Regions from separate parts of the Mus musculus genome. Here all the other regions are linked to region 1. Evidence: chromatin loops called from intact Hi-C (ENCODE). Cell type or tissue: left cerebral cortex. All regions are shown on one strand. Each heading gives the region's core, and the rest is flanking DNA. Links, peaks and the distances in the headings are about the cores only. Region 1 overlaps Akap6 (A kinase (PRKA) anchor protein 6). Region 2 overlaps Akap6 (A kinase (PRKA) anchor protein 6). Region 3 overlaps Npas3 (neuronal PAS domain protein 3).

Region 1 (10,917 bases), core at 3,182-8,181:
GGCAGGCGAATTTCTGAGTTCGAGGACAGCCTGGTCTACAGAGTGAGTTCCAGGACAGCCCAGGCTACACAGAGAAACCCTGTCTCAAAATAAATAAATAAATAAATAAATAAATAAATAAATAAATAATAAAATTCATATGCTTCATTTAGTATTGGGACACAAAGAAGTCAGTGCCCTTTCTTGTAAGGACTTTTATAGAAATCGGAAGGAAATTTACAAACACTGGGCACGGAGCCAAAGCTCTCAGATTAACATAGAAGCAGATAATGCATTTCTATTTAATTAAGTAAAAGTTTTCAAAAAGTTAAAGATTAAATTTTGTTTTATTTTGTTTTGTTTTGTTCCTTTTACAATTAAATCAAACTTTTATTAGCAAACTCTCCTGGTTATCCTGATTGCAATTAACGCCACCTCTCTAACGGGTCAGCTCATTTAGGTGCAATCTGGGATCATTTGGATTTAACATGATGGTTATTACTTATTACCCTGAAACCAAGCAGCACAATGAGATATTGATTACTTTTAACCTTTACATCCAAGGATTCGAGAAAGGTCGGAGGAGGGGAGCATTCGACTCTCAGCTGGCAAGCAGCCTTTAGGAGAATTCAAATGATTCCCTTTGGCTAAGTAGACCCAAGATGAGTCCATTCTGAGCTGACAAGAAATAATGGTTCTTTAAAAAGTAACAGTCAGCCTATATTTGGCATTACATTTATATATTACGTTTATATAGTCTATGGCCTCAGAGGTGCTTCACGTGAGAGGCAGACTAAGGCTGTTAACCCTTAGTAAGTCTTTTTCCAGGAAGCATCTCTATTGGAAAGAGATATTCAAGAGGGCGATTAAAGTGTGTGATTTCCTGTAGCAGTTCTCACTGGAATACACTCATCTCCTCAAACTAAAATCTCTTGGTAGGTTCCCAAGGCTGAACACAACCGTTGGCCAGTGATGTTGGACACTGAGGTCTCTTTAGTTTCCTTTTTCCATGGCAGCACTGAGAAATACTTTTCACCCCTGAGCCACTGAAAAGCAGAGGTCTAGGCGGGCCCCAGCAGAACCACAGACAAGAGAAATATAAACTCTATGTGTGAGATTAATTTGCTCGACGCTTGGCAGCATTATTGCCAAGTCGTCAAATTGTTCCAAGTTGTTCCGGAAGGTTGTTATTAATAGTATGTTTTCTGAGGAAAGTTCTGTCTACTTTTGGAACGGCATTTCTGTTGCCAGGGAAACTCCTTTAAGCAGAGTTTTCTAGGAGCACACTGCTGCTTTTGTTTGCCCGTGTCTATTCATATCATCGAGGCGGCACTTTACACGCTCCCGCCTCCAGCCCCGGAATGGCGGAGCTTTAGCCCAGTTAAGTTGCTTTTGCAAACAGAGCTAATGCCTGCTAGGATTTCCTCTTCTTTTTCCCCCACTCCTCTCTCTTCCTCACATGCAATCACTCCCTCTCTCCTGCCTGCTCCTTTTCCCTCTAACGTGCCCAGATCTCACCATTCAAGATTAAAATAAATAATAATAAGATAGTTTTCACAAGTTTTTGATAAATTTACTTTGTTTTGAATAGTAACCCCATAGGTTCTAGCGTTAGAGCATCAGGCCTTCAAGTGTTAATTATCTTTTTCACTATAAAATTAATGTAGTCATTTCCTCCTGACTCCTCCACCCCATTTATTGAAGTGCGGAGGAAAACCTGTCAGAGCCTCCAGCCAGCCCTGCTGTTGTGATTAAACGTGGTCACATGGCCCATCTCTGCCAAAAGGAGGGCCCTGAGAAAAGGTGACAAAGACAGTGATTTCCTGTCAGCAAAGAGTAAGACAGGGCTGTCTAGAAGTGATGCAAATGAGGGAAACTTTCCCCCCACAGCTTGTTTGATCCACTCTAGGCCAGAGCCGGCCAGCCAGAGAGAGAACAGCGCCACAATGCCACAGGGCCAGCCCCAGAGCCAGCGCACCTTCCGGACAGCAGCACCACAGGAGACTCTTGGAGACTCTTGGCAGGGCTTCCCTTCCTCGACCTCTGTACAGAGCCAACTGTTTCCTAGCATCCTAGTCTCTAAAATCTTTCTTCTTTCCCTCCCCTTTAAAAAAAAAAGGTGAATCAAATAGAACTTACAAGCTCCAGCAGGAACTATTTTTCATAGGTTGTTTGGGAACATCCCATCGGCCTTTCCCCTAAACATTCCATGAAGAGTTTTGCCCTCTCTCAAATTAAAAAGAGAAAAATATAAATCTGAGTATCCATATCAAACAGTGATTCATCAATGCCCAAATTAATGTGACAGTTAATCTAAGGGCTTTTTGAACTTTAATAAAAATGAAGCAAGTTCATTTCTAGATAGCAGTGGAGATGGGTGGATTTTATTCAGTTCTGGTCACTTTAAAAATGACCAGATAATGTTATTTGAAATATTATAATGATTTTAAGCATACTTTTCTTTTCTTAATGGAGTTTTAAATGTAACATACAATTAGGCTATCCAATTAATCAACTAAGAATGAGGTAAAAAAAAATTGTCAAGAAGTGTGTGTGTATGTGTGTGTGTGTGTGTGTGTGTGTGTGTGTGGTGTCATTTTCCCTAACTGTTTGAATGATTGCTAATTTGTTTCATTTGGTACAATCAATATTGAAATGTAAAATTTGGTACTGAAATCCAAATATAATGCCCAATTATCAGAATTCAAATTTCAATTCACATTTCTAGTCTATAAACCAACATATAAAAATAATATATATTCAGTAGATATTCTTTAATTCTAAGCCCAATCAACACAGCCTGAACCATGAGGCAGATATACAATCCAGTTGTAGGAACTCGAGTTTAGCCATGAGAGGATCAAGGAACATCTGAAATTATTTACAACAGCTCCATCCAAAGCAAAATGAAAGGAATCTATTCCAGGGGGTTGATATTCGTGAGTTTATAAAATATAGGCATAGCGTGATTAATCTGTTTTCTATGATCAGTTCATAGCAATGACAACATCACTTTGGCATCAGCTGTCGTAAGATAACAAGCCAAGTATGTCCCATTTATCTTCTTTTACTCTGTATTTCTTATTCCTTGGAATATATAATCGTACTTCACACACATTTAAAGTTGCAAAGCTTTTTACACACCTACCCGACTTTTCTACATGGTGTTTTCCTGAGCTCCTCCAAGTGCACCCTTCCCCGTCATTGCTTCTAAGCCTCACTCTCTCCTTGCCAGGTCGTTTTTACTTAGCATTTCAACCATGTTTATTTGTCTAGTACTTTAATTCACCCCTGTTGCCTCTGTTTGCTTGGTTAACTTTCATCAACAGGAGTCTCTTGGCGAGGTCTGTGCTCCAAGTCTCTAACATTTACTTAGCGACTAAGTCATTGAACTGTAAATTAGTTCAGATGTTACAAATACTGTATTTGCCATTTTACTTGTACAAAAGAACTACTTAATAAATATTCGTAGACATGATATATATATATATATATATATATATATATATATATATATCCAATGGCCTTAGCTTCTTCAAAGGCACTATTATGGCTTTTTCATACAAAACGCATACTGTATAAGTGAACATATTTCCTTTTTTGCTTTTGCTACCAGGAAACTCAAACTTCTATTTTTTTAGCTGAGAGGGATGCTACAGGCTATGCAGCTCTTGTCAGCCATACTTACTCTTCTCACAGAACAAGCCGCTGGCCTATGCATATTTTCCCTAGTTCTGGTTTGTATTTTTACTTTAAAACCTTCTTCCCTCATAGCACTCTGTGGAGGTGCTACTGCATCTCATACACACACACACACACACACACACACACACACACACATATATATATATATTTTTTATGTATACATATATATGTTTGTATGTATATATATATATGTTTGTATGTATACATGTATATATACATATATACATATAATATATGTATACATATATACACATAATATATGTATACATATATATGTATAACATATATATGTTTGTATGTATACATATACATGTTTGTATGTATATATACATATATGTTTGTATGTATAAATATATATGTTTGTATGTATACATATATATGTTTGTATGTATACATATATATGTTTGTATGTATATATATAGAAAGTATTTTCATGAAGATTCTTAACAATCCAAAATTCATAAATATAAGAATTAATCAATACATTCAGTAACTATTAGGCAAAACAAATTGTTCATTTTAACAAACAGGACATTAGGATCAGACACTAATGGAGAAAGATACAGAAAACTTGTATTGTTTCCTTAAAATGTACAACTATATGGTAAATATATAAATAATAAACAAAATAATAAAATTTAAAAATTAAATATAAAAAAATCCACTGTAAATTTCCTGGTATGAAAGTCTTGATGGGTAAGTTTTGAGATTGCTTTCAAGCTGGCAGAGTTACTTTTAGCTCCTTGGAAATCCTATGAGCTAATATTGTTGCGGCATAGCTAAGGGACTCTCTCAAGACATACACCTATTCATGTCATCTGAAAGTAACTATTGTTCAGTTATAATAATAATCACCAGACTCCAACCACTGCACCCGAGTGCTGAGACTAGCACTTCCTTTGGTTAATACATCAACACAGGATTATGGTGAGCTCTGTGGTCTGTGCTTTGTAGGCAGTATAAAACTGGTGGAGGTCAGGTGGTCCAGAGAGGGTGCGCCTTTAAAGGACCGTGAAGACAGCGGTGACTGCTGGGAGAGGAGCCGCAGCAGAGTCCAGCTCTCCCATCCATGACAGATTTCCAGATCACTCAGTCTATAAAGTGTGTAGGATGGGAGGAGGTGACAGAGCTTCCTCGAGCCCAAGAATAATGTCACCTTTGATCTGCAGAAATGGAAAAAAAATGGGGCTTTTCCTTTGCAAGTGGGTTTTTAAATATTTCTCCATTAATAGTTAATGCACACACAGACCAGCAGAATGACAGCTCCTCGTATTATGAATTCTGGCTCCGTAACTCTAGTCCAAATAGGAGCTGAACTTTCGAAATCACGGTGGTTACTTTTGACAAATTAAATTGTCCTACTTAGGAGAGTAGAAAGAATGGAGAGAAAGAACCTGAGAGGGAGGGAGCAACTTCTCCTTGGAGGCAATTCTCAGATGGAGGAAGAAAAAACAAGAAGGGTTGATGTTCGTATTTTCTAGGCTGAAGAAGCTGCCAGCGTTTATTAGAAAATAGACACAGAGGGCTCCTATTCAGAGGTAGGGCAAAAAAGAGAAGGGGGCAGGGAAAGCACTGGTGGTACCATCCCAAAATTGGAAAGAAAATGTAATCAAGCAAATAGTTAATTTTTAGTATGAATTGAGTTGTTCTCAAAATGATGCAGTGTAAAATTAATTAGAAAGAGAGGCTCTTAAATGTCTAACAATATGAAAACAGGAAATGGCTTAAACAGAAAATGTGCTTTATATTTCATGGCTGTACCGAGGGAGGTAAACTCCGTCATCTCGTGTCAATGCATGCATTGCCTATCCTAGCCTCTTCTGTCCCTGTGTACGTTCCTTTGTGTTTGGCTGGCTTGAGATAAACAGCATAAAACAAGGAGCATCCCACTGAGGAGGTATGCTGAATGAGTTCTGCCACATTTAGAAGTTGAGGGTAAACGACTTTCTAGAGACCAGAGGATAAAAGCAGATGGGGAAGCAGCAGCTCCCGTGGGAAGTGCTAAGTAAGCTTTGCTTTCTGAGCACTGGAAAGGCTAGGTTCCCTAGGTTGCTGGGGCTCACCTAGGACCATAGCAAAGCATAAATCTGGACCCAGCCATCTATGCCAGCGAAGGAGTTGGGTGGTGGAATACAGAGCTACCCAGGGACAGAAGAACAAAGGCTGAGTGTGTATGTTGAGATACAACGGAGGCAGGATGAAGAGCTGTCCTTGCTCATGCTTGCTTTAGTTGTTACCCTCACTCGACTCGAGAGTTGCTTTAGAAAATTCACCATTATCCTTTTCAATTATGCCACACAGGATGAGCTTTTTTTCCATTTTTCATAGTTGTTTGGGGTTTGAACCCACTTCATATAGGGCATCAAGAATGTTCCCAAATAAAGTTATTCTCCTAGCTGGGATTATAGGCATGCACTAGGCATACACTCTCATGCTTGGCTTGTGTGTGTGTGTGTGTGTGTGTGTGTGTGTGTGTGTGTGTGTGTGTGTGATAAGTGCAAGGCATTTCTCTTGATGTTAATACCCACCTCCCCACCCCCTTTTTTGAGACAGGGTTTCTTTATGTAGCCCTGGGTGTCCTAAGACTTTCTCTGTAGACCAAACTGGTTCTCAAACTCACAGAAAGTCATTTGCCTCTTCCTTCCAAGTACTGGGATTAAAGGTGTGTACCACTACCACCTGGTTAAATGTTAACACTTTCAATAAATGCAAAAGCCGGCAAGATAGCTCAGCAGACAGAGATACTTGGTGCCAAGCTTGAATTCATGAATTTGGTTCCTGGCTTCCCATTGGTAGAAGGTGAGAACTAAACTCTCATAAATTGGTCTTTGACCACCATGTATTCAAAGCGGTATACACACACACACAACTATAAGAGATGTAAAAAGAAATGAAGATAGGTTAAGTATTATAGGTTAGAAATCCTCTGAGGTGGGTTCAGATCTTCTTTTAGCTCAGGCATAAGGATAGCAAGCACTCTCTGCTGGGAGACATAGTTCCCAAAACTCAAAACACCAATGGTGCTTTTAATAAAAAGTTTGATAAAGCATTGATTGGCAGAGGTGCTGGAAGCCGATGATAAAAATGCTCAAGGTGGTCTCGTGGCATGATAAAGTTAAGAAGACCAGGGAGCAACCAAAGAGCTCCGGTCTCCCAAGAGTCTCTTTGAGCAACAGGCTACAGATTCTCCTTTACCAAGTCATCAGTAAAGTGGCTTCCCCAGAAAGCAGATCTGAACACAGGAATCGAGCACTGACAATGTTGACTTGACCCGAAGAGCCCTCGAAATTCTTGAGCAAGACCTCAAACCAATTCTCCTCGTTAAGTTTTTTTCTAATCTAAAAGCCACACTTCTACAGGATTCCTAACTCCATATCCCCAGGATTGCTTTGGAAGTTTCTAGATCTCTGCAGTTCTCTGGGGCTCACATCAAGATCCTTGCAGACCTGTAGCATTTTCCTTTGGTTTCTTGGTTATAGTTTCTTTACGAAACCAAATGCAAAGAGAATATCTATGTTGAACACCTAGAAGCAGAGGCACAGTGAAAGGCTGAGTCACCGATGAAAGCGACACGGTATGGAAAAGGTTTGGAGAAATACTTTAACCCAGACATCCTGAGTGGGTGGAGTAATGACTCAGTGCTCACCAGGATGGGAATTCTCAGGAAAAGCACTTACAAAAAAACCACAAGAAAAAAAGACAACTGCTTTTTTCATTCACTGATTTCCTATTAATTGTGATGTAAATTATATGGCTGTGATTTTGACAAAGAACAGCACTGTTTCAGAAAAAAAAATAATGGCTTATAGGCAAAATACAAAATGTTTCAAGAAGAAATGTTATTTGGCAACGTGACTCCAATAAGTTCTGAGATGATGCTTCAGAAATAAAATATTTTTCTAGCACTGAATTAATACAGGTTTCTAAAGCATCTTTCATATGTAATTTCCGGTCCTGACATAAGATGTGAAATAGCCTGGCTTTAGTTACGTGAGTTGGGAAGTGGTATGTTGGAAAACAATTTGGGTTCTGTGGACAGCTAGCCATACAGGAAACAGAAAAGTCAATGAACGACATCAATGCTATACAGAATTCTTCAGAGAGTAAAATGTCCCCAGTTGCGGAGTCCACAGGGAGCCTATATCTTTTCTTAACTAAGATGATTCTCAAGGGACAATAATTAATGTCAATCAGACTCTGTTAAAGTATATGTCTCTCTCATGAAGGGAGAAAAAAGTTAAAATACTTTGTGAAAGAAGGGTTTACCTAAAATGGTAAAATTGAAGAAGATAACTTTTATTTGACCTTGAGTATACTTCTTATTCTATAAGGATTTTTAAAAAGCTAGAGGGTAGTTGTTTCTTGTCATTATACTGTTGCTGATGCTGTGGTTAGTTATTAATTTTATTTTTTATGATTCACAATCTGCTCTTTGAAATATGCCATATGCTCAAAGCAATTCAAGGATGACAACTGTCAGAATTACTCCAATAAAAATTGCTTAAATGAGGAAGATTTACTGCAGCCTGATATTTCAGTAGAACGTCCCTCTTCCTTCCCCCACAGCCTTTTCAGGGACTCTGAGGCTTACAGCCATTTTTCCTCCCAGTAAAAATCACATGATTGTTTTGTAAGGATTTCTAAAGCTATTTAAGTAGAATTGGTAAAACACTCTAGGTTAAGGGGGATCTGGCAGACATGGAAGCAATATAGATAGTTATCAGATGTATTGTCTGAGATCAATATGAATTCCAAGCGAGAACTCTTAAACAACCTGAAATGCACAGATTTAATGAGAGAGCCTGTTGTATGCATCACTAACATACCTCAAATTGCATGAGCCCTGTGCTTTGGTAACAACAAGTCAAAATGAAGGCAAATCTCTGTCTTCTCTGAGAAGCTCTGAGGAGTGGACCAAATCTACCTGAGTGCTCCAATGGAAACACATCCTGTTAAATGTCACCAGCCCGTCTCTGCTTTGCTTTGTTTCAGTCTTTTTATTAATGCAGTTTCGTTTATTGCTATTGGTCTTGAAGATAAAGCTTTGTCCTTCTTTAGAATTACACCAAACAGGATGTGATAAAGGGAACTTTCTTGGAATTATGATGTCGGTGCGGCCTGTCAGCACACTAGGGAGGGAAATGAGTTTGAGGACAGGGGAGGGAATTCTAATAGACACCATGATACATACAATGAACACAAAGCTATCCTGAGAGAGACACTTGTCAGGCTAATCAGATCTTCCACCGCAAAGTAAAAGCAGGAAGGGTAGCTCTAACCTTGTAAAGATGCTGCTGCTGCTCCTCTGACATCATCAGGTCGTGGCTGTCCATCACAAGGGACTCCATGTCAATCAGCCAATCCCAGAGCTCCTGATATTCTGAATCAAAGTCCAGAAGCCTGAAGATAAGGCACGAAAATGTATTATGCATAAATACAGTGTAGTTGTTAAAAATCTCATATTAGAATAATATATTCTTGAGAACCCAGGGTGTTCCTGGGTGAATACCTGTAAGAGGAGAAGGAAAATCCTCTGTGTGGTTTCACAGAGGACAGAGCAGGAATGCAGGGCTGTGACAGAGCCACTTCCCAGGTTTGGAAAGCACAACATATAATTCCTATGCTCCCTCCTGAGCCACGTCATGGTGATTACCATCTACTGCCCCTTTCCAAACAAAGAAACCGTGACTATGTCCTTGATAGGAAGCATGCCATCCCTTCGCAGACTGAGAAGTGGAGGGCCAGCAATTTGCCAAAGTTTCATAATCCCAGATTAAGGGTAAAGACAGCACTTTCAAAACCCAAAACTGCTTTCTCATTTCAATTTCCTAGATGGGGCACCTCAGTGTTTATTACTAAATTATTTTCCAGATTTTCAACAATGATAACATATGCTAACAAATCCAAAAACATTCTTTTCTCCGGAAAATGACTCAATCATTCATCCGTCCCTCGCCTGTCTACCTGCCTATCTCTGCAAACATACATCCTACATTTATTGTCATGGATGAGTAGCTAGCGTTTCAACTTAACACTCAGAGATAGGCTTGAGTGACTCTGGTAAGCCAGCGAGAACCAGTGGCAGATCCAGTATTAGACAGGTGTTCCCCACAGACATGCAGGAAACAAAGGTAAGGACAGGAAGTCAAAACAATGAATCTTTGAATAGCCAGCGATCATTAAAATTCAAAGGAGTATCACTATGGTTTTCAACAAAATAAATCATTAGAATAAGGAGCTTAAAAGGATTAATGTGATTCTCTATTGAAAGCCTGGTGAATAAGTAAAGCCCAGATTCTTCTAAAACACTGTGATCAGAAAATGAAAGTGCAGGATGGAAACTATGACTTTGTCCTCCCACCTCCAAACCACCCCTAAGAGAAATGCTACAGTTTTGTCAAACTCAGTGAGCACAGATTGTAGATTCCCTGCTAGTGCTCATAGAGTAGTGACCCCAGCTGCGAATGTGGACTAGTCAATGGGGGGATTTCATTACCGCTGTGTTCTTGTCTCTCGGTGTCAGATTGCTTTTCCAGAAAAAATGCATACTATATACTTAATCTTAATAGATATGTCAAACAAGTTTAAGGTGGATCTGGGAGGGGGAAAACTAGATCTGGAGCTGTCTATTTTGTTTCAATTGTTTTAGCATAATTATAAAGATCCTTGATCGTGGAACTATTAGTAAGTGTACACTAGATGCCAGAGACATGGGTACCTAAGGCACACGGGAACTTCAGCAGGTCTATGGTGGTCTGTGACAATGCTTTCAGACTCAGTGGAGATACAAACACAGTTGAAGATTCTAGGAAAATGAAGGTACTAACTCATAGGAAGGAGGATGCAATTCTGTGTTCCTAGCAAGTGCTGTTGATGCTTGGATCGCACAAGGTATTCCCAGTATATTTGTGAAATATGAATTAATATTCCCATTCAACAACAAATCAACCACTGTAGAAAGATAAATCATCAGGATTTCAAAGTTAAGTCTGTGAATAATAAAGAATAACTACTAAGTCTATGGTCACTTAGAAATGCAGTCTAAATTATGGCTAACATTTCCTTCCCCTAACACCTTCCAATATTTTACTAATAAAATCAAGTAAAGGTAAAATATCACCCACAAACTGTGCAGAGTAGGATCCAGAGGAAAATTAAATGCAAGGGGAGGGAGGAGTGAGTGGCCAGCCTGTCATTTCAGTGGGCTTTGAGAACAAGAACCAAAGAAAGACA
Region 2 (10,917 bases), core at 1,913-6,912, 110 kb after region 1:
ATCCTGAGCCCACATAGTTCTTCCCAGGAACTCAAGAGCTCTGTGACAAGCACTGTGAACTGCCCTGTTCCTCGGATTCTCCTGTCAAGTCACCTCTCCAGTATCTCGGTTGGAAATCAGAAGTCATACAAGAATGCGACAAGATCCACATGCCAGGTCACTTACCAAGCCCAGACCAGTGTCCCCATCCACGCCTCTGCACACGGACACTGCCCTAGCTCCAAGCCTCGTCGTTTCCCTTCTTAGGCCTCCCTCCACACTGCACATTGGTTGTGTGTTAGTATGCTACAGGCACTTTCATCTCAAACTTACAAATAGGACTATGAGCAGAATGGCCACACTCACCGCTCTCGGAGCCTAGTGAGTACGATTAGTCTAGAATTCCAGCAGAGTGTGCCAAGGAAGCCAGAAGCATCATGTGGGTTACTGCTAGCGGCAGGCAAGGGCTTCAGACCTGGACAGTTAAGGTCAAAGCCCAGCTCCCTTGTCACTCTCTGTTTAAGTCTGGGCAACCCCTGTCTATTTAGTTTTCTCATTTTTGAAAAGAATTTTAGTGCCTATTTCCTAGGTGGTAATAAAGATAAAAATCCCTTGGTACACATAGAACAAAACCTAGTCCACCATAATAGCACAGTTAATTGTTACTACACAAAACAACGTCTTCAGAAGAGCTCAGATGGAGGCCCACCTCTTCTTAAGTCCTTGAATGGCTGGCCAGGCATATGTATCTGGCTCAGCCTTTATCTGGCTGCAGGTGCTATCAGCTCAACTCCAAGGGTTCTCCACGCCCTTGTCTACTTGCTCCTCTAGGACTCTGTTCTTGCCGTGCCTCTGTCTGGCAAGTGCTATTTCAGCAAAGCCGCAACATCCTTTAAAATCCAATTCAGTGTGCTCACTAGCAAGATTTCCCTGATCTTCCACCCTAGACGCTTATAACCACAGCAAGCTTCAAGCCTCCACTTACCGACCCCTGTTCTAAATTATTGAGAGGTCTGTTTCCCACCCTTGAGCTCCTTGAGAAAGGGGCTGAGGTCTCACCCACTTTGGAACAAAAGTGCCTGGCACACATCTAGCCACCATAGAGGGGAGTGCACACCTCACGACTCATCCCGCACACCATCGCCCAACAGCCTGCAGCGCCGGGGGATATCAATGCGATCACTCTGCACTCGAGAGTGGTTGATGAATGTCCCCAAATTTTACTCGGTGAACACCATGTAAATGAGCTGTCATGTTCCTTCGCTTACAAAATTACTTGCCAATTACACTTAGATGACCCAGCATAATTGCCATATAAACTGTACCCTGGCTGGGGTAACCTGAATCATCAATTTAACTTTACCCTCTCATCATATGGTACTTAGCACACAATTAAATAAACGGCCAGTCACTGTACATTTTCCCAACAGAATGAAGTGGCTTTGTCATTGGTTCCTCGGTCACAACAATCTAGAACACACCTTCAACTATCAGAAACTGAAGGAGAGAACTTTGTGCATTTAAGAAATAATTTCCAAGTGTTTTTAAAAAATTAAAACCACGTGTTTGAAAAGTCTTTTTCTTGAAAACAGACAAAAAAATTTTTTTAAAAAGGCAAAAACCTTGTTCCTCCTAAAGAGACGCTGCTCCCAAGATCTCAGTTCATAAAAATGGCTCCAAGCCTTTGAAAGTGAGTCTAGCTCCTCAATCTATAATTTATTTCAAAGACTGTGTGTGTGTGTGTGTGTGTGTGAGAGAGAGAGAGAGAGAGAGAGAGAGAGAGAGAGCAGCTCAGTGAGGTTGACGCTCTTCCCTGATAGACTGGCTAATAACTTATGCAAGATGGAGATAGATGGGTGAGACTCTGAATGCTGACCGTGACTCTGAGTGACGGGATTTTCATTCGCTGCCCGGACGCTGCCTCCACACCTGACACAGGTAATCACATTGACTCCTCAGCTCCTCAGCATGGAGACATCAGGCCAAACGCGTGCTCAAACAGAGGTTCTGTCTGAAGGGACTATTTGACTTCCAGAACATACTGTTTGGAGGCCCTGATTGAAAAGAAGGTCAATGCTAGCCCAAATATCTCTCTACCCCCTGAGGTGGAATAATTGATGTGCGGCAGCCCTTAAGGATGTGGAGTCACCAGGGTGATGGATGGATATACGTATATTATTCACACGTACATCTGCTAATACACAGGTCCCAGTGCAAACACCAGGACTTAAGAATATTATGTGGATTTAGGACAATCCCTGAAGGACTCCGGTTCCATTAAAATCTTGTTTTGGCAGCCTGGGGCAGATCCATTCCAACTCCCACACGCTTTATGCATTCAAAAGGGGGAACCAAACCACTTTAAAAATAAATTTAATAAATTTTTGTAATGTCAAGTTATTAACATCCTGTCTAGTCATACAATGTTCATATTTTTAAGAAGTAATATTAAAGCTGCAGAGATGTTAACCCTTCTAATAGCTGAATTATCATTTTTATTTCCATTGTGGTTTTTTTTAATTGCTTTATCTTGCCAAAGGAGATGAATCACACCCCTACAAACAAAAGGAAACCTTCGGGTTCCCCCTTCTTGTCACAGATTCACTAGCCAAAACACAGAATTTCAACTTCTTTAAGAAGATGTGAGCCATTCCTACCATACACTCTTAAGTACTCAAGGAAGATGTGCAAAAGTCGCCCAAATAGGAGAGTCTTCCTCGCCTACCACTGCTAATGTCACCTTCCCAAAAGTCATCCCATAGGTAAATGTTCTCCTGGTTAATATAAAAATCTGAAGTTTTTACTATATATACCAGATAAACTGATTCAAGTTCCCAAAATTCCATGTGATAAGATGTGAGTCCCTGGTCCTTAATCAATGCCCTCAGCCAGTCCTGTGCATGGCCCACAGAACGCAAGGCCTGTCTGCAAACTTTTCTTCAGTGCTCAGTACACCATAGCTCTGGATGTGCTGTGCTCAATAAGCTCACCACTTCTCTGATCATCTAGTTAAAAGCAGCCATTACTGTCTGAGAAAAAAGTAAGCTATAAGTTAGTAAACTGGGCACTAACGATATTCAAAATCATGAGAATTGTTACATATTATGGCCTAAGAGCCCTTAAACCAAGCAGGAAGGAAGTGCAGTTCTTCCTGACTGGGAAAAGTAACACGAGTCTCCTAGACACACAGAATGAACCATGAGAGCACTGGAATGTGGTTATGACCGTCACATGGCCAAAATGAGCCTCCCTCTCTGCCTATGCCCCCTCCATGTCACAAGCAAAGGCAAAATGCCCGAATGCTGTAGTTCCTGACAGACCCCACCACCACCACCACAGCAAACGACTCAGGCTGGGTGCTGAGTATTTCAGATAAACAGGAGAAATGGTACCATATCCTGCTAAACACTCAGCCACACTTTAAACTGATGGGAGCCAAGGGACAAGCAAATGGAACGTCAGAGCACTCAGAAAGCTGTAGCCTTGCTCCTGAGGCTGAAGGGGGTGGTGGGCAACTGGGCCCAACGCACGCTCTGGGCTTTGAAGTCTGGCTGACTGAGCCCTGTTCCTGAGGAGCACAGCCCCACGGCAGGCAGCTCCTGTTCTTGTGAAGGAAGCTCAACTTGCTTAGGCCATGGCTGTCCGTCATCTCAGCAGAGAAGGGGAAGCAGGAAAGGTGAGCGGCAGGTGAAAAACAAACTCTTGTGATCTCTTAACTTCAAGCAATGAAAAATGGAGCAGAGGTAGACACAGGAGGGCCAGCAAAAGACCAGCAGTCAGAAGTGTTTGGGAACGCTGGTTTTTCTTGGGGTAGAAATAAAGGCGATTGAATCAGAAATGAAGCACAGAGATCTAGATGGTGATGGGAGACGTGTGCGTCTGCATTTTCTGATCATTCTCCTAACCAGACACGTCCGGTCCTCTAGTTAAATCCAATTGTGTTTATGAAGATCCGGGCGAGGGCACAATAAAGATGGGACCTCGAGAACAAGTGGAGTCTGGTGCTCCTCTGCCACCTTGTGGCAGCCAACACAAATTGCAGGCACTAATACTAGGATGAACAAAGAGGGTCAAAAGGCTGTGCTTTTAAAGTCCACCTGTAAATGGGGACTCAGATTTCCCACGCACAAACACGGATCTGCCTCGGTTCTTATTACCTACAGTGAAAGCTGTTCCTAGAGGATGATAGAGGTTTTTTTTATTACATGGGGTCCCTGAGCTGCTGCTGCAGGCTGCCTGGAAAAGGACAAGAAGGTTGTCTGCCAGTGTTAGACTGAATATTCGTGGAGCACGGTTTGAAAAAAGAAAGCAGAAATAAGGAAGAAGCTAAAGTGCCCATCATGACAAGATTTAATTAAATAAGCCGGGGCATGTCCACGTGATCAAACACTAAGGAGCTGTGAGAATGTACCGGAGTTCTTTTGTATACAGATGGAAACAGGTCTGTGGAAGCACTTTACTGACTTATATCCAACACGGACTTGCAAGTGTGCTCGTCTCACATAAAAGGGCTCCACAGAACACAGAGCAGACTGCCTGGGCTGGTTAGTCGGCAGGGTGGAGGTCTGTGCTTTTCGCTTTATGCTGTCTCACGTTGTTTGCTTTTCTCACTGAGTGTAGCGTGATGTTTCTCTTTAACTAGACATTGAGTGAAAGGCAGGGGCTGAATCGCGCTTCCTCAGTCCACACTACACACTGCTACATCTGTGGAGTGATGATGTCCCAGTAGCTTGGTGTGCGCGCGCACACACACACACACACACACACACACACACACCTGGCAGTGCCTGGAGGCCCGGCTCATGCGGAGAAGCATTCATCCATCTACACACCTCCCTGCATCTGAGTCTTTCCCACACTCAGTTGGGTGTAGTTCAGGGTGCCATAGACCAGAACAGGGCAGACAAAAAGATGTTGTCTGACATTTCTGACTGAACATGAGCGAGTCTCAAAAGCAGCTCTTGGTGTGAACCCCTGATTCGCCCTGTAATCTGCTCCTGTCCCCCTCCCCCAACCCACTCCCACTCACCCAGTATTCCATTCCCACTGCTCTGATGTTCTTGGGTTTTTGTTTTGTTTTGTTTTGTTTTGTTTTGTTTTGTTTTGTTAGAGACAGGGTTTCTCTGTGTATCCCTGGCTGTCCTGGAACTCACTCTGTAGACCAGGCTGGCCTCGAACTCAGAAATCCGCCTGCCTCTGCCTCCTGAGTGCTGGGATTAAAGGCGTGTGCCACTACCGCCCGGCTTGCTCTGATGTTCTTAATCTCCGAATCCACCTACAAACTCTTTGATCTTAAACTCGACCCTCTATATCTAAGGTTTTAGCTTTGATTTTCATGCCTGGTTTTGCCAGGTGCAGAGGTCCAGCATGGCTTCCCAAGTCTGCCTAAGTACAGGCACAAATTGTTGAGATGTCCCTGTACGTTTGGAAGAGACTTCTTGATGGTTTCCTTTCGAGATATTTTCCATTCACGGCACAGACAAGGGACTGCTTCCTTTGGTATTTAAGAAATGCATGTAAATCCAGAAGTAGAATAGTAATGACCCAACAGAAGACCAGACACAGATAATGAGCAGACAGACCCAAGGAAAGAAATGCAAACGATGCCCCCAAACATGGAGAAGGTGACAACCCCACCCCAAATGCTGGAAGCACAGTGGTCATCCCTGCTAACCACCGCATGGACAAGGCTAAGCAGTGTGCAACAAGCTTCAACAGCAGACGGCAGTGGGCGTGCTCAGCACGGAGCACACACCGCATCGTCTCCAAAGACAATCTAGTAATAGATGAAAGTTTTGAACGTGTATAGCCTTTTTAGCCAGAAAGTCTGAATGTAAGGACATGCTCATACCAAACAAGATGATTAAGGTCTGAGCATGTGCACAGAAGCATCGTTGGAGATAGAAGACTACACATAACCTAAGGGTCTAGCATAAAGGATTGCTTAAAGAAAATCACAGAGTACCCCAGATGGAAATACTGTTAAAGCCATCCAAAGAGGATAAAGTTGTGTTATAGTTACTGCTTTTGATCTGTTGCTAGTTTAAGCTGGGCACAAAGCACCGCACATATGTGTAGCTGTTTTTAAATACTTGGGATAATCGTGTGATGATATCAAGAAAGAGCAGAGAGCTGGTGTCTGAGAGGACAGGAGGGAGGCCTCTCCTCAGACCTTTATACTGCCACCCACTTCGAGTAGTTTCTGCCATGTCTGCACACAGCCAGGCAAAAATCCATCATTTTTGAAGAATGATAACTGCTTGTCCGTAGTAGAACATCAAATACTCTATTCAAGCCAGTCCTCTACTGTGATCATTCAGCTAAACTATGCCAGCCTGGCCTTACCCCCATGGGACTTGTGACTGACTCCTGTCACTCTTCTGCTTGACACAAAGCCAAAAGTTTCAGTACCCCTGAGAAACATTTGGCGATTTAAATCGTCACTTAGTGTCCCTTACTGTCCAGTAGCGCCCTTCAAGGCTCAAGTGGAGGCTCGACCTCACCTGACAGTCCCCTTCCACTCTTTTCCTCCATGACCCTCACCGTGATGTCCCTACCCCAGCTCTCTCCTCTCATTTGATCCAACAGAGTAATCTATGCCCTTCAAGGCCTTCATCTAATTATCTCTAGGAAAACATTAAACCTTTTCTCTGAACTCCTTCATTTATCTTATATAATTTTCCTGGTCAGGACTATATCGTATACCCTATGGTCATCTCTGTTCAATAGAAAGGCCCAAGAGAAGGCAGGTTCAAGCAGCGTGCTCCACACGGGGGCGGGGTGGGGGGGGTCTCATCCTGTGGATCGAGACCCCTTAGGAGATTTGGGAGGGTCAAAACCCAGAGGTTTACATTACAGTTCATAACAGTAGCAAAGTTGCAATTAGGAAATAGCAATGAAAATTCTTTTCTGGTTTAGGGTCACCACAACATGAACTGCATTAAAAGGAGGCAGTGTTGGGAAGGCTGAGAATCATTGCTCTAGCACCTCAGGATCTGCCTGGTTGCACGGGTGCTTCAGATATATGAACTAAAATCTTGAACCCATAGTCGCCATTGTGTTACACAGCTCTCACATATCAAATTGAAAATTACAAATGTTGCTTCTTAAGACAAGCATGGTGGTATCTGCTATTCTGGTACTCTGAGCTGGTGGCCAGCCTGAGCTACGTAGTGAGTTCCCTGACATCCTGGGCTACATAGTCAGAGAGTTCTTATAACAAACTTAAAACTGCCAGACAACATGAAATTGATCAATCCTTGTGCCATAGAGTATGGGACGCCTACCCAAATTTCCTCTCCAAGTTTTAAGACTGGCCCTACCCTAGGTTTAGTCATTGCTCTTGCCCAACTCTTTGGTCTGGCTGGACTACAGTAGTTCACCCTAGATAGTCTGACTGGCTATAAATGAGTTAAGATCTGGTTTGTTTTCCTGGCTCCGATGTCTATGGAGTGGTGCTCATTTGGTGAATTAGGTATGTCTTCCAAGGACTCTGGAGATGAGAGATCTCCTTCCAGAAGCACATGGACAAACTGTGGATCTAGCCAGGATGGCTTCCTCTGTGGCCTTACTGCTGAACATTTCCTTAAAGGAACGAAATCTAAACACTCTCGATGGCTATTTCCTAAGCACACGGTCTATCCCAGAGCTACGTCCTCTGGCATGCGGTGGCTATTCACAATGTTTGCATGTATTGTGCTTCTTCTCAGGTATACATAATTTGAAAGACTGTGGAGGAAACATTAAACGTTTATCAGGAACTCAAGGCATCAGGCGTGGCCCATGCACATGTGAACAACACAGAAGGAACATCGGTAGATGCGATGTCATTATAGCTAACAAGAAACATGCTGAAGGAGAGAGATCAGGCCTGTGCCCCAGTGGAGAGCATGCTGGCCGGCCTTACCCCTATGAAGTTAGAGACAGAGCAAACTGGATAGTACAGAAACCAAATCAGCAGTTGCTTAGGGCTGCAGTGCAGTCTGGGAAGGGCTGAAGGAAGGAATCTCAAAGTGTCATGAGGAGGTTTGGCGTGATGAATGTGCTCACTATCGTGATGTTGGTGGAGTGTATGTATCTTTCAGATTGTCAAAGCTCGTGAACGTTCATACTCTAAGATACGCGATCTCGCAGGCCAAACACTCCAGTGGAGCTGTTTTTGAAGAGGAAACAGACAACAGTGAAGGAAAGAGAGAAAGAGGAGTCTTCCCCGTAGTACATTCGTACAATGCTACTTCTAACATTGCTTTCAGAAAAGACCAGCACCCGCCATCCACCACCTCCAAATGACATTTCCTGAAAGTGCCAGTTTCCAGAAAGATGGGAATTGTATTTTTGAAGGAGCAGCCAGGTTGCAAGCAGATGATTAATTATCATGGAAAATCGCTGATGTACCATGACAATTTCACACTGTTTCCTACAGCTAAAATAAAATTCCTGACTCTCGCTCAGAGAGACATTGTAAAGCTTTAATTGATTAGTGTTGGTGAAAAACCCTTGGCTGCCATCATGGAAAATAATTGAATTAAGTATGAAGATATAGATGTACAGCTGTTGTTTTGGTATTTGTTTATCTTTACGAGTAAATACTAGAAGAGACCACCTATTCCAATGTATTATATCAGAGAAGACAATCGCTCTCAGGTCCCACATTCCTAAAGACTGAAGACTAAATCTTAGGATCTAGAAAAACATGATTTAGCGAGTGTATCTGACAACCTCCACTACTGTGTGACAACCTCCACTACTGTGTGACACTGTAAAAACCCTCTGCTCCCACATCAGGGAACAATAATGGTTTGTATAGACTAAGCTAAGATATGAATCTCTAAGCTCACTTGAATAGTTTTCATAGAAAGGTAGGCTTTGCCTCCTTTTGAGACTAAAAGAATATTAGTTCAGCACAATGATAATACAATAAGATAAAGGTGACAATCAGGGACAGAGGGTAAGGTGGACAGAGAAGCCTTGTCCTATGGTAACTGGCCTGGTAGAGTCCAGGGACTCCCAGTGATTTCTGTAGCATTCCACAGCAAACCATGCACAGAAGTCTAATGTGGCTATTGCACACTGCTATTCTCAGAAGTTCAATGGGAGACTGACTTAACAGTCGGTGAACCGGCCTGCAAACCATAGTTTCTCGCCATTTGAAAAGCAGAGATAAGCAAACTTTACCTATATCATCTCTATGCTAGCCAGAATAGTCAGAGAGAGAGAGAGAGAGAGAGAGAGAGAGAGAGAGAGAGAGAGAGTTCCCCCCTAAGATGGTAATCCTGTGGCAGAAACAGAGAGAGACATCAGGAAGGACTCTTTGGTGACCCACAGCAGTGGGCAGTGACTCCATGTTTGGAATGAGAGCTGCCTGAGCTTCTTAATAGCCACCAATAAAAAGTTCTGCAATTGCTAAGGCTACATAGAGTAAGGTCATAGACACGGTAGCAATTTAAACTGAATGATAATATAAGACTTTACTTCTGACATTGTATTAGCAACATTCTAAGTTAACATTAGATATATAGAGTTAGTTGCAACTACATAACAATACAAAATGCCCCTTCATAAAAGAAACTTCTAGCTTTGGGCTAGCATGAGGTGAGGCTGGCACAGGGATGTCAAGCAAGATTTCTGTAAGATAGCTGAGACAGGGATATGCAATGGTGACACAGGGACATGCTACGCAGAGAGGAAAGGCCCTTGCCAGGCCATCCAGCCACTCCTCCTGGCTTTCGGTGAGCACCCCACAGCTAGGGCACCTTATGCCCTCGTGCCCTCTGGAACCTCAAAAGCTGGATGTGTGTTTTCCATAAAATATTAAATCAAGAAAATTAAGACAGCACACTTGATGTGAAATAAAGTTCATATAGTCCTGTTTAAACACAGATTAGAATTTCTGTCAGAACAGTGCCAGGGCAACGTTGACATTCTAATTAATATAATTTACATCATAAAGCACTGAATATCTTTATCTTGCTATTATGAAATGCCCTCCAAAAAAAAAAAAGAAGAAGAAGAAGAAGAAGAAAACCCTGAAAAGTGTGTTCTACGGGGAATTGAGTGTTCAGGGCAGTCTTTCCAAACCCAGTACAAGAGAGGCACTTATGGCCACTGGCGTTTCTACGGACCGGACTGTCAACCCAGGCTATGTTTATCTGGAGCCTACCTGCATGCATTAACTGGTTCCTGGGGCTGTTTAACTTGCAGTCACATAAAACATGTTCAAAGCACAACATTAAATAAACTAAAGTTCTCTCTTTTTTGTGTCCGTCTTTCTTCCTTCTGCAGTCTTTCCCATGAAACCTCGTGCATGAGACTGTCCGTGGTGCATATTCTATTCCAAATTCTAAGCGTGTAAGAGGGGCAGAAATCAACCCCACACTTGGGCACCCAAGGATTCCTGTTCGTTGCCTTTGTCAATTTTATGCTATCAGTGAAAGGAATAAAGATGAGATCCTCAAAGCCCGAGTTTTCATTTCCTATGACAATGTGCTTTTTTGTCACGCTTTCTCACACTCCGGTACGGGGGTCCCACCCCTTCATAATTGATATCGGCCATTTGAAGCATTCACTACAAACCTCCCGAGGTTCATCAAGTGTATCCTGGTCTATAATTCCTGCTTTAAACAGACTCAAAACATAGTCACCCAAGTGTTATCCACAATGACTCCCTGGTTTTCCCTAAGCAGAGGGCCCGGCAAAATGACAGTTGTATTAATTATCTACTGAAAAATCCACGTAGCAGCAGAAATGATGGAGATCATCATTTTAAATATTTTATTAAAATAGCCAAGTGTAGAACAGATTAAATAGACCTTCTTGATAATGAGGGGCTCATTAATTTTACAAGAACTCCAGAAAGCTTCAGAATGGTCATCAAAATTTTCTCTTTTATTCATTTATTTTTTTTCCCCCCAAGAAGAGGGAAATCTTCAATCATCACTT
Region 3 (10,917 bases), core at 2,398-7,397, 810 kb before region 1:
ATCAGAAGAGAACGCGTGAACAGCATTCTCTTCTCATCCGGCTCAAACAAGAGAGGTGAGTCAGTGCCAGCAGGTGAAGTGGGGGGCCTCCCGCCCACAGGCAGGGGAGATCTCAATGTTGTGTTTTATTTGTTGAGATCTCTTCTTTACTTAATGTAGAGAGCCGGGTTATTTCACACTGCCACCACGCCGTAGCTTCTTAAATGATTCAGGGAAGTATAGCTTTCATTTAGGTTTGTGCCCTCCAGTCTGTTTATACTGGTCGATACACTTGTCTGAAAAATATAATGGATTAGCACATCATTCAACAAGCTAGTCAGAAGGCAAGCTTAAGGCGACAGACACCAGAAAGTAAATTACAGTCAGGAGTAGGCGCAGGCCATGCCTAGAGCTGGGAAACAGCGTATCAGCACAAAACCTGTATTCTCTGGGAATGGTGGTGGAACCAAAAGGGACGCAGAATTTACACTCGAATATAATAAAACAATCAGCCCCACAAATTCATACGGTACCATAAACTGTGTGCTTTATGACACTGAATGCAGAGCAAAGCTGGCACGAACACTAGCCCACACATTACAGCCTCGGCTGGAAACAGACACACATTTGTTTCCTTTAATAGGCCCACTTTTGCAAGCAGGCATAGATCACGGCTTACTTTACACATTCCATTTAAATATTTGTAGAACGGTAGGTAGTTGGCCACAGGTCTCTACTACGGAGTGCAAAGAACAGGGAGGGCTATGGGGGTGGGGCGTTTATTCTTTATGAGCTTCCTCTTTCTTCTTCTCCATCTTCTCTCCTTGTTCCGTTTCTTCTTCTCCAAGCCCCAGAAGCCAGGATTGAGATACATTTCCAAAGTTTAATGTAATCTATTTTGACACGAGCCAAATCGTCACCGAGGCAGGTGGAGTGCGGTGAGAATTATTAAACAGCCTTCCCTCTGATCACTGCCGGCTAAAAGGTAAGATTTGGAAATGAATCTTTAAACCCTGGAGGTGTTTTTGAAACTTTACAATAATATACACTCTAAATGATGACACAAGCAGCCTCCTTCACTGAGCGCTTCCTGCAGGGCTGTGCTGCCCATGCTTTCTGAGACAGACGCTGTATCACCGCCACAATAGATCGCTGTAGCAAGCAACACTGAGGGGCAGCTGGGGAGCCTACAAATCCAGAGGGACCTGGTAAAATGACTTATCCCACGGACTCGGACTGTGAGGTCAGAGAAGCTCCAAGTTACAAATATTAAAAATGCTCCCTTTCGGTGAAGATGGTTCAGAATAGAATGGGGTGGGAACTGACGAATGCAGTCCGAGGTTCTGATTAGCTTGGTAGTCTTGCTCAACAGTAAGTAACGGGAAGGACCTGGGCAGCAGATGCATGGTGTGGCTAAAGAGTGACACTCAGCGACAGGACAGCAGGCAATGCAGTGGGGGTTGTCTATAGCAGAACCCACCATTACCTACCACGTTTCCCATACCACATCTTTATAAGGCTTGGCAGAGAAGAGACGGCACCACCCTGCCCTCCGTCCACGGTTGGCCTGTTCTGCTCTGACCTTTCCATGTGTTTGCCATCATGGTTGCAACCCTGCATGATGAGACCGCAGTTGGCTAGTCTTAGCACACAGGTGAGAACTGGGGTGGATCCCTTTCTGGCTCACCTCCTTTCTCCATGCCTGTCCATGAGACCCATCCTTCAGCTTGATTGCAGCAGACATGTGAGAGGAGAGCTTGCCTTACTTAAGTGGTTCCTTTCCACTGTCATCCTTCTCCTTTCAAAACCATGGCCCTTCTCTCAAACCTTTAGTGACTCCCCCTAGCCCTGTTCCGGCCTTACAACCTAGTGTGGAAGTTGCTTCAATTTCAACATGTCATCTGTCTGCTTTTTCTCTTCCTAGACAATTCTCAAGCCTTTCCTTGCTCCCTTACTCCTTTCTTTACCATCAAATGACTTGGAAGTGTACCAAGATGTCCTGAATACACGCGTTCCTCTTGCCCTTTAACCCATGGCATCAGGGGTCAGCCTTCCCCAGTGATCCAGAATACTGGCCATCTTCTCCCTAGAGGGTGGAATGGCTTTTTCCTATTCTAGTTTAGATAACCAGTTGCATCCTTTCTGTGGGTCTTTGGTTTGGTTTTCCCAGTGACAGCTTCTCATGATTCTTGGGGAAGATACTGTATAAATATGTTCTGACCACCTAATCATCTGTCTATACAGCCTTCTCTCCCTCTTGCCTATGAGTAAATGGATATCTCTCAGGCCTACCTTTTTAGCAGCCCCACAACTCCTTTAAAAATATTTCTAAGATCTATTCATGTTTCTGTGCCTACAGAGGCCACAACAGGGTATCAGATCTCCTGGAACTGGAATTACAGGCATAGATGAACTCTGGTCTTCTGCAAGAGGAAGAAGTGCTCTTCCTAACTGAGCCATTTCTCCAGCCCCAAATCTCCCTCATTCTTAAACTGCAAGTTCCTTTTCTGAAGCTCTAACTGCTGTGGCAGTGGGTGGGTCCCACTTAAAGGCCAACCACTTTCCCACCTGGAACTGTGAACTCAAACCTCTCCCTCCAGTTTCCAAAGCCCTTTCAATAGATGTCCCACAGGCTTCCTGAGGGTCACACGCTGTAAGCCAAACTAAGCTGTAAAACACTTTCTTCCTGTAGTTCTATCTGCTACCCAGATGTTAGCCTCATCTGAAAAAGGCTTTTTAAATCCCCCCCACTCCACCAGGGATTTCCAGGGACATGTCCCGTTTTAACCATTTTCTAGTTTTCAGTCTTAAATGGAAGATACTCTCTACCATCTATTTTGCTTTTTTGACCAAATCTATTTTTCCTAAGGCATGAATTTAATACTGTACATTTCTTACAGAAACATTTTACAGCTCCCACGGTCCCACAGAACAACGCCTGCCTTCCTAGTTTGCTGACTTCCTTTGCGATTTGTCTCTCTCACCACAAGAAATAATTGTGCAAATGTGTTTCACCTTTGTCTGGCAAAGGCACCACCTCCCTCCTTTCCACGTGGGAAATGGCCATAAAGGCCCGACCTGAAATGTCAGCCCTCTGCTAATCCTTTACAAATTCCTCCAGGCAGAGCTAGCCACCTGCATTCACCATCTCTATGATTCTCTGGCAACATGCAACATTCAGCACTCAATGAAACATTTGAGGCCATGTGAAGGCCATTGTCTCTTGGCTGCCATGCCCGCAGCATCTTAGAGCTGGTGTCCTTGACAACAGGGAAGATGCCATAGCTACCAATGGGTTTAGAGCTGTTTCTGGCACATGGAAGAACCACAGACCTTATTATTGATTACCTAGCCCCACTACTGAAACTTGGCATATTTAAAAAAAATCTGAATTTTCAGATATATTTATGGAACTTCCCTAAGCTTTCACGTGTATTGGCATAGAAACACTCTCTGTTTCGTGATTCTAAGCTGGAGGCTTAATTGCTCCAAGTCTTGGGTTCTTTTAACCCATAAAACTTGAATGAATCAAAATGGTAAGCTAATTACTTAACAACTCTCCAGGAGCAACTGGTAACCATGGCTAACAGTGTGATCAGCGCCAGTGCTGGTTCTCTTACTTTCTGGATGAAAGGTATTTAATCTCAGTGCCTCAGTTTTCATATCTATAAAATGGGGATAGCAATTTCACCCAACGCTAGCTAGCATTATAACCTCCCTGACTGAACATACTTTGGTGAAACATACCCATTCTGCACATTGATCGTGAAGTCCCACCCATGGACAGAAGGCCACAGAGTGAAAGGAAGCTATCCCCAAGAAGCTGCAAGGAGGTACAAGTCAAGAGGCACAGAGCACCGCCTCAGACCTGTTTAGACTTTTATGTGTTCTTAATGTATCTCCCATTTTCCACATCCTCACGCACCCCATGGAAGGTTTGGGAAATGTAATAAATATGAATTGACTACATTTACATGCCTGGAGTCAGTAAAATCAGTATGCAGTCTCAAAATGGAATAACCCTTGTTAAAAAAGAACGTCAGTCTGTCCTTTGCAGTAGCTGGGAACGAAAGGGTAACGGCGAGGAATCTGTAAGAACTCCAGTTATTGACATCACTGACCTATAAACATATCCCCTTCAGCGTGATATACAGCACTTCAGTACCCTTGTTTTTGTATAATTGCCATTACCAAAAGCCTTTCAATTTCGAGTGCTCAAACGAGAGCAATTCATATTTCAGATAATCTGCCAACGAGGAAAACTAATTTCAAAATATTTGATCATAAAAGTTGTCCTCGCTTCTACAGAGATAATTTAGTCAAATAATATCAGATAATCTGAAAGCAGTCTTAGCAGGAAATTGCCGGGGACCCTGTCTAAGAGCCTCCATTTGCACTTATATAAATGTACGGAAAGTGTAGGCGACTTTGACAGCCTGCCATATGTGATCTCACTGCACAGCCTACCTACTTCGCCATCCAAAGCTATATCCTTTGAAGCATTGCCAGAATTACTTTAGCCCAGTAGATATGCGAGTTGTGCCCTTTAGAAGCCGTATCATTTCCTTTCTACTCTGACTACTTCAGTGTAGCATCTGCTCAGCTAAATTCCTTTGAAGGTTAAAAATAAGATAGCCTTCTCCCAGCCTCCCTCTCCTGACGCTGCCCCAGCACCTCATGGGGGCGGGGAAGGGAACGATGCGTACCCACTGCTAAGTGAACTGCAAGAGAACAGATTGCAAAGCAGAAGTGCTGGAAACCTCAAAAACGACAGTGTGGGCTGCTCAAGGTTAGGGCCCTGCTAGGAGAACAGATAAGACCCAGTCAGGTCTCCTCGATCCCGGTCCAGGCTCATTTTCTTGCTTCCCCACCGACTTCATGTCTAACACATACAAAAGAACCCAGCCAGAAAGCGACAATAGGAAATGTCACCCACAGAGTGTCTTAATTTTATAAACAGAAAATGAGTGCTTGGATCTCATCTCCAGGAAACATTTGCGTTTTAGAAATAGTCAGACTTGGCACCCTGTCTTCTCGGGACTGCTGACAGTTGTAGTCAGTTATTACAGTGTTGTGACTTGGAAGCTGATGCCCCCAAACAGTTCAAAATTAGTAACATCATGATTCGGGATTGTCTGCCTGCTAATCTTGGCTTCTTTTATAATTATTTTAAAAAGCACTATCTGATTTCCTGAGCACCGCCCCAGGTGTTCTCCGGGATAATGAATGGATAAACATATCACCCAGTGTCACAGAGAAGTTGTGACATTTTCGGGATTATCTTCAGTTCGACTCCTGTAATTTCAATGAACACTATACCCAAGGCTGCGAGCCCATGCTTCTACTACAGAGCTGAGTGGATCTTAGCAACCGGCCCGACTTCCTTGGAACTGAAAAGGCTTTGGAAAGCAGAGGAACAGCCTGGCCCTCTCTTGGTCCTTGCATACTCTTACCTGCAACTAAGGAGATGGAAAGATGGTGGCTTTGGGGCCTCTTCTCACTTCCATTTTTCTTGAACTTACATCATCTGGGCTCTGCAACATGTGGACTTTGATAAGTGGCAAAGGCCATTTTCATAGCACTTGGCAACCAAGCCTGAGGAAGTGCCGATGCTCACAGGGAGGGGTGAGCCCTATCAACAGAACACCTACTTTTCTACCATCATCCCTGCCCTGGTGCCTCTGAACACCTCATCCCTGTGCCTCTCTGGTGTGCCGTCACACACTGTTGAGATTTGGGGGTTAAAGGTTCTCTGAACAGTCCAAAGTAAGAAGAAAGCAACACAGCAACTACAGAAACGTCTCTGTAGCACTAACAGGAATGTTTGTGGAGCCATTTGGAATTTCATCAGCGTTAACATTCTTAAGTCAAACCTCACGCTTCCTCTGAAAGAATCACCTTGGGGCTAGAATTTTCTAGAAGTGTTCCTCTGTATCTGCCCTATGTTGGACCAAGCCCATCATGTGAATATGGGTTTGTTTTTTTGTTTGTTTGTTTGTTTTAGCTCCTAATAAACACCAAGTTAATAATTAGAAAGGTTGATTTGCTAGACTCAGGTATTACAGCAGGAACAAACAACTTGGAAATCAAGATGGCAGAATAATGAAAATCTGAGACTGGTGCCACCATCTCCAACATCTCTGTCCCTTCAAGCCTTAGCCCTTCCCAACTGGTAGCCAGTGACCATTGCCTGAGTTGCAATAGAAAGAAATCATCTGTTTTTTCAGAATAATGCTGCTACTATCAAGAAAGCCAAAGTGGGTAGGGATTCTTAATAGAAAGTTTATTTCTGCCCAAACTTAGACAAAAACAAACAAACAAAGAAACCACTAAACAAACAAACAAACAGCTCAACAAAACAATATCAACAACATCAAAACTGTAAATATAATCAGTGGTTTTTGTTTACCCAAACGCTGTTCTTGTCCACAAACTCTCGAGATTTATCAAAGCCTACCCTAGGCTCACTGGTGTGCTGTGTTAAGTGTGGCAAGGCCTTCAGCATCCCTGAGAAACGTCCACTCTCAAACCACCTTGTTCCTTCCCAGAGAAAACCTTCTTTGCATACATTCTCCTGCTCTCAAAAAGTTTCTGTGGTTATCGAAAGCAATAGATTTAATCTGCCAGCACATTAAAAATTAACAGCCTAGGAGGAAGGTTACGTCTTGTTATTGAATGTGGTGAATTTGTAGTTCCAGGAGCCAGAAAGGAGAGAGAGAGAGAGAGAGAGAGAGAGAGAGAGAGAGAGAGAGAGAAAGAGAGAGACAGACCAAAGGAAAATCAGCTTTGCTGTTTAGTGAATCAGAAATTATTTATATCTGTAGACAAAAAGCAGAATAGGTGCAAAACCCAAACCAGAACATAGCCAATAGTATCCACTCATTAACATATGTGCATGTGAATACACATATACATCAAAATAGCTAAAATAATTGAATGGACTGATATCATTCTTTTTAAAAGTGGTGGTTTGCAGAAAATGAGATTTTCCAAATGAAGGTGCAAGAATAAGAAAAGCAGAAAGCCATGGGATACCTGGTGTCTAAAACCAACATTAATTCTCAGGTTATCAGTCTAGTTCTAGAATGTATGTAAAAAATCCAAAGTCAATTTCTTACTATTTTTTTCAACTGAAATTGCAACAATGTTACTTCTGTCCATGATGTCTCATGTTGGCCCTAAACCCTAAGACAGATTGAACGTGTGTATCTAGAGATGAAATTTGGATTTTGTGTGAATTTAGCGATTTTTTGACCTTCTTCTCAGCAGGTCAAGTTATTTCCTATTCTTGATCTAAGCAGCTTGCACTCGCTCCTGCTCTCCCAGGGCCCAGGCTAACTGAGGAAGGATGCTGGCTGAGGTACAGGGTACTATTTTGCATATATTGTCTACATAAGCACCACATTATGGACAGAAATTATCTTTACTTTCCAACTTTGCATAATAAAACAAGCCATAAAATTAATACCATATAGAAAATAGTGCTTGCCAGGCAAAGAAATGTACATTGCTTTCTAGAAATCCAGGGACATTGCACTTTCTATGCCTGCATGAATAATACATGGCTTAATTCAGAAAAACACCGTTTCATTATTTAAAAATGAATAAATTACAGACTTAGAAGGATAGCTAAATTTCCTGAATCTTACTTTTGTTCCGTGTTCTAATTCAAAAATGAACTGGAAAATAGCATTTCGTCCAGCACACAAATAAAGCAAGTATGTTTCTTAGGCAGCATTTCTGACTTCACATTTCTTTCTCTACCGAATGAAGGATGCTGGGCCTCATTTCTTCTCTTGCTCACTTTAATGTTAGAATTAAGACATCGAAGATCTTCAGTTTGTACACTTGACAGTGGTGAGCCTCTCCTGAGCTGTCCTGGGAGCCCGTGATTCAGTCTAACAAGAAAGGTCCCCTTTGCCCAGAGGTCCTGTGGTTTAGCCTTCTGCTTGGGAATAAATAAAAATAGCAATGATTCTCATATAGGATGCCACAGTAAATTTCTTCTACTGACACTGGCCTCCTTTAAAGATCTGTTAAAAATCCAGTCCCATTTGGGGACTGGGGAAGGTATTGAGAAGAGAGAGAAATGCACTAGTAATAAGGAATTAATTTGGAATTAAAATAAGTAAAGCATACCCACGCAGTCCATGTAGGCTGAGCACCAAGTGACAGGCAGCAGATTAGTCTACCGATTTCTAATGCTGGAAATTCGGATGGCATTTACTAGCATAACCTTTCAACTCTGAGCACATCAATAGAGGCCGACAGTGGCTTGAAATATGATTCCTTGCAGATAGCATGTCCTCATTCATCTGACTGGGCTGCTTGCTCTGTGCTCCACCGCACAAACAGCGTCTCCCCCACTTCTGAGAGGACACTAATAAAAAAGGCATCAATTTCCAGCTCTAGTACTACTGTGATCTCTTTATATGTTCGACATCCAACATTAAATTAAAATGCTGTTATAAATCCTACTTTCTGAATCTGGAATGAGTGTTGGGTTTTTGTCGCATGAGACTGCAGCAAATCTTGTCAGATGCAAGGAAGCACGTCTTGTTCACTCAGAATTAATGTTGTGGATGAAAGAAGGAGGTAAAAGGGGTTGAGGATGGTGAACTGAGGGTGTCAGAGGCAGTGGGAGAGTGGAGCTTTTGGGGGGGGGGGTGCTGAGCCAGGCAGGGAATTTGCTGCTTTCAAGAAATGGCTAATCAGGAATTGTAATTATCAAGGACAAGCTGTGTGGTAGGAAGATCGCTGGTAAACACACATTCTCATGTGTCCATGTATGGCAACAGAAGAATTGAAGGGAAGAGAATTGTTCTTTTTAGGAAGGAAAATGCTTTTGGATATGAAGGGGTACTGCAGAAACCTCATCACTTACTAAAATCTCCACCCACAGACGGACCCTGGGAGTCAAAGGCAAAGGCTCTTGGGGACATGCTACCTAGGCAGTATGGTCAATGCTACCTACTTTTAAAGTTATGAGCCCAGCACCCTCAAGGACTGAATAACTGTCAATTAAGACAGGTTCATGTTTCTGAGACCCAGTTACAGGACAAGAGAGGGAATAAAAATCCCTGAGAGTAAGGGGTTAGCTTCTTCCATTTGGCTTAGATGGTGTGTGTTCCCTGATGTTAGGGAGTCTTTTGACAGCGCCTGCTAAGGAAGACCCTTGCTATGATCATCTAATAACTAGGGGTGCTATGAGTCCATCAAGGAGTCTGCAAAGATACATAGCCCTGGATGGCCGCAGGCTCTGCCAGCTGTTCAGAATTACGGAGGAAATAACGAGGCGCGCTTGCCTATTTGGGAGGGTGGGGTGGAAGGGAGAGGGGAGAACTAGCAGTTCAATATCTGGATTGAACAGAGGAACTTTCCCCCCCAAGGATCCTGCCGGGAGGAACCTTGACATACACAAAGTCAGAACGTAGACAAAGTTGCCCTGGTGAGAACGATAAGGTCACCCGTGGGATTGGCGAGATTATCTCTGTCAAGCACTCGGACAGCATGCAGTCAAATGATGCATCATGCAGTCATTTTCGGGGGGGAAAAATCAATTTCTTCGCCAGGTCGCTCTTTGCTTTTCAAAGTGCCCTTGTAGGCCGTCACCACCAAGCATTTATCAATTTAAATGCTGTAAATTGATAATGTGCCACCGCGCCTTGTACTGTTTCTGAATTATTTTGATACTTATATTTGCTCAGTAGTCTCTGAACCCTCAGAGCCTCCATGTTCAAAGGCGCATTTTTCTTTGTTACATGTAGGAATGATGAACTTTTTATGATTAGTACAGGAGAAAAATGCAGACATCTCGGTGGTGGGAGGGGACGCATGGAGCTGTGGAAATGGTGTACTTCACTACTTCATTTCTTTTTAACTTGGGTATTCCTGCTTGAAAGACTTGCAAAAAGAAGATATAAAGCCATATTTTCACATGGTTAGTAAAGGCGTGGCAATTATCTCAGTATTGCATACATTTAGAAAACCAGTTGTAAAACTGCAAACACTTGTTCCTAACCCTTGTGGGCCCTGGGATGGGTTGAAATAAGCCTATGTTTCTGGTCTGTATATTCCACTCCATAGGATGCACTGATGTCAAACGAAAGTAATAACTACTAAGGAAAGCTTACATCTCCCTTTTTTAGCCCCCAATACATATGCATATGTGTATATACACACATATATACATATTTGTATGTATACTTGTATATATATACATGCATATATATATATGTGTGTGTGTGAGTGAATACACACACACACACACACACTCAGAAGCACAAAGAGAGTGTTAACTATACACTAACCCCATGATTTGCATTGGGAAGCAAGGCATGGGAGAGTTTGAGCTCATGCCTTGGAAAAAAAGCAAGAGAGAAGCCAGGCAGTTGCAGCCTCTTTAACCTCCAGTGATTTATTGGCCCTCAGCCAAGTTATCAGGGGAATCTAATTCTTCTTTATTATTCAAATAAACCACACTTGGCACCATGGCTCCCTTTCAGAATAGCTGCACAAATAGACTGAGCTCTGTCATTTATTTGACCTTGTATTTGTGTGCTGTAGCTATAATTTTATTTGCCGTTCTATACAACAAATGCAGTGGGATCTAAACTATGGAGGCGAATGGCAGGATGGGGGAAGGGGCTTGTGGGAAATAGATGTCTTCATGGGTTAAAAAAATATATTATTGACATGTTTTCACCTTCACCTCTTTCAGGTTTTATCCTGTGGCCATTCTACCCTAAGGAAGCTGTCTTCGAATCAGCCAACCTGTGACCGGCTGGAGCTTCCTTCTGACTGGCTTGCCATGGCCAAAGGCTGATTTGTAGGAGGGCGGGGCATGGGGAGAAAAGAGCGAGGCGAGTGCATTGAGGCACACATGTGCGCGCGCGCGCGCGCGCGTGCGTGCGTGCGTGCGTGCGTGCGTGCGTGCGT

What was found. A loop is a pair of places that touch in the nucleus more often than their neighbours do. Peaks named below come from ENCODE experiments on the same cell type or tissue, not always from the same donor. Only the 100,000 strongest peaks of a DNase experiment are listed, where the experiment ranks them.
Region 2: a loop joins it to region 1, with 2.6 times the contacts of the local background. A loop is called at or near these places in 5 of 42 quality-filtered maps.
Region 3: a loop joins it to region 1, with 7 times the contacts of the local background. A loop is called at or near these places in 2 of 42 quality-filtered maps.

Annotation. Positions count from the first base shown.
Region 1 is chr12:53,023,888-53,034,804 of GRCm38, reverse strand. It overlaps Akap6 (A kinase (PRKA) anchor protein 6), which reads right to left. Exons shown (of 14, transcript NM_198111.2): 9 at 8,964-9,084. Among named protein-coding and RNA genes, the nearest start is that of Npas3, 220 kb to the left of the region's middle. In left cerebral cortex, for the core only: no CTCF peak of the experiment used is centred there; DNase peaks (open chromatin) are centred at 5,686 and 7,274.
Region 2 is chr12:52,912,199-52,923,115 of GRCm38, reverse strand. All of the region lies in intron 5 of Akap6 (A kinase (PRKA) anchor protein 6), which reads right to left. Among named protein-coding and RNA genes, the nearest start is that of Gm51971, 120 kb to the right of the region's middle. In left cerebral cortex, for the core only: a CTCF peak has its summit at 4,004 (motif pointing left); a DNase peak (open chromatin) is centred at 3,927.
Region 3 is chr12:53,836,108-53,847,024 of GRCm38, reverse strand. The region is part of intron 5 of Npas3 (neuronal PAS domain protein 3); the gene reads right to left. It overlaps Gm35614 (a long non-coding RNA gene), which reads right to left. Exons shown (of 2, transcript XR_381599.3): 1 at 5,433-10,917; 2 at 1-957. Among named protein-coding and RNA genes, the nearest start is that of Gm35614, 9.8 kb to the right of the region's middle. In left cerebral cortex, for the core only: no CTCF peak of the experiment used is centred there; DNase peaks (open chromatin) are centred at 4,459, 4,645, 4,942, 5,266 and 2 more places; H3K4me3 peaks cover 471 bases; H3K27ac peaks cover 2,027 bases.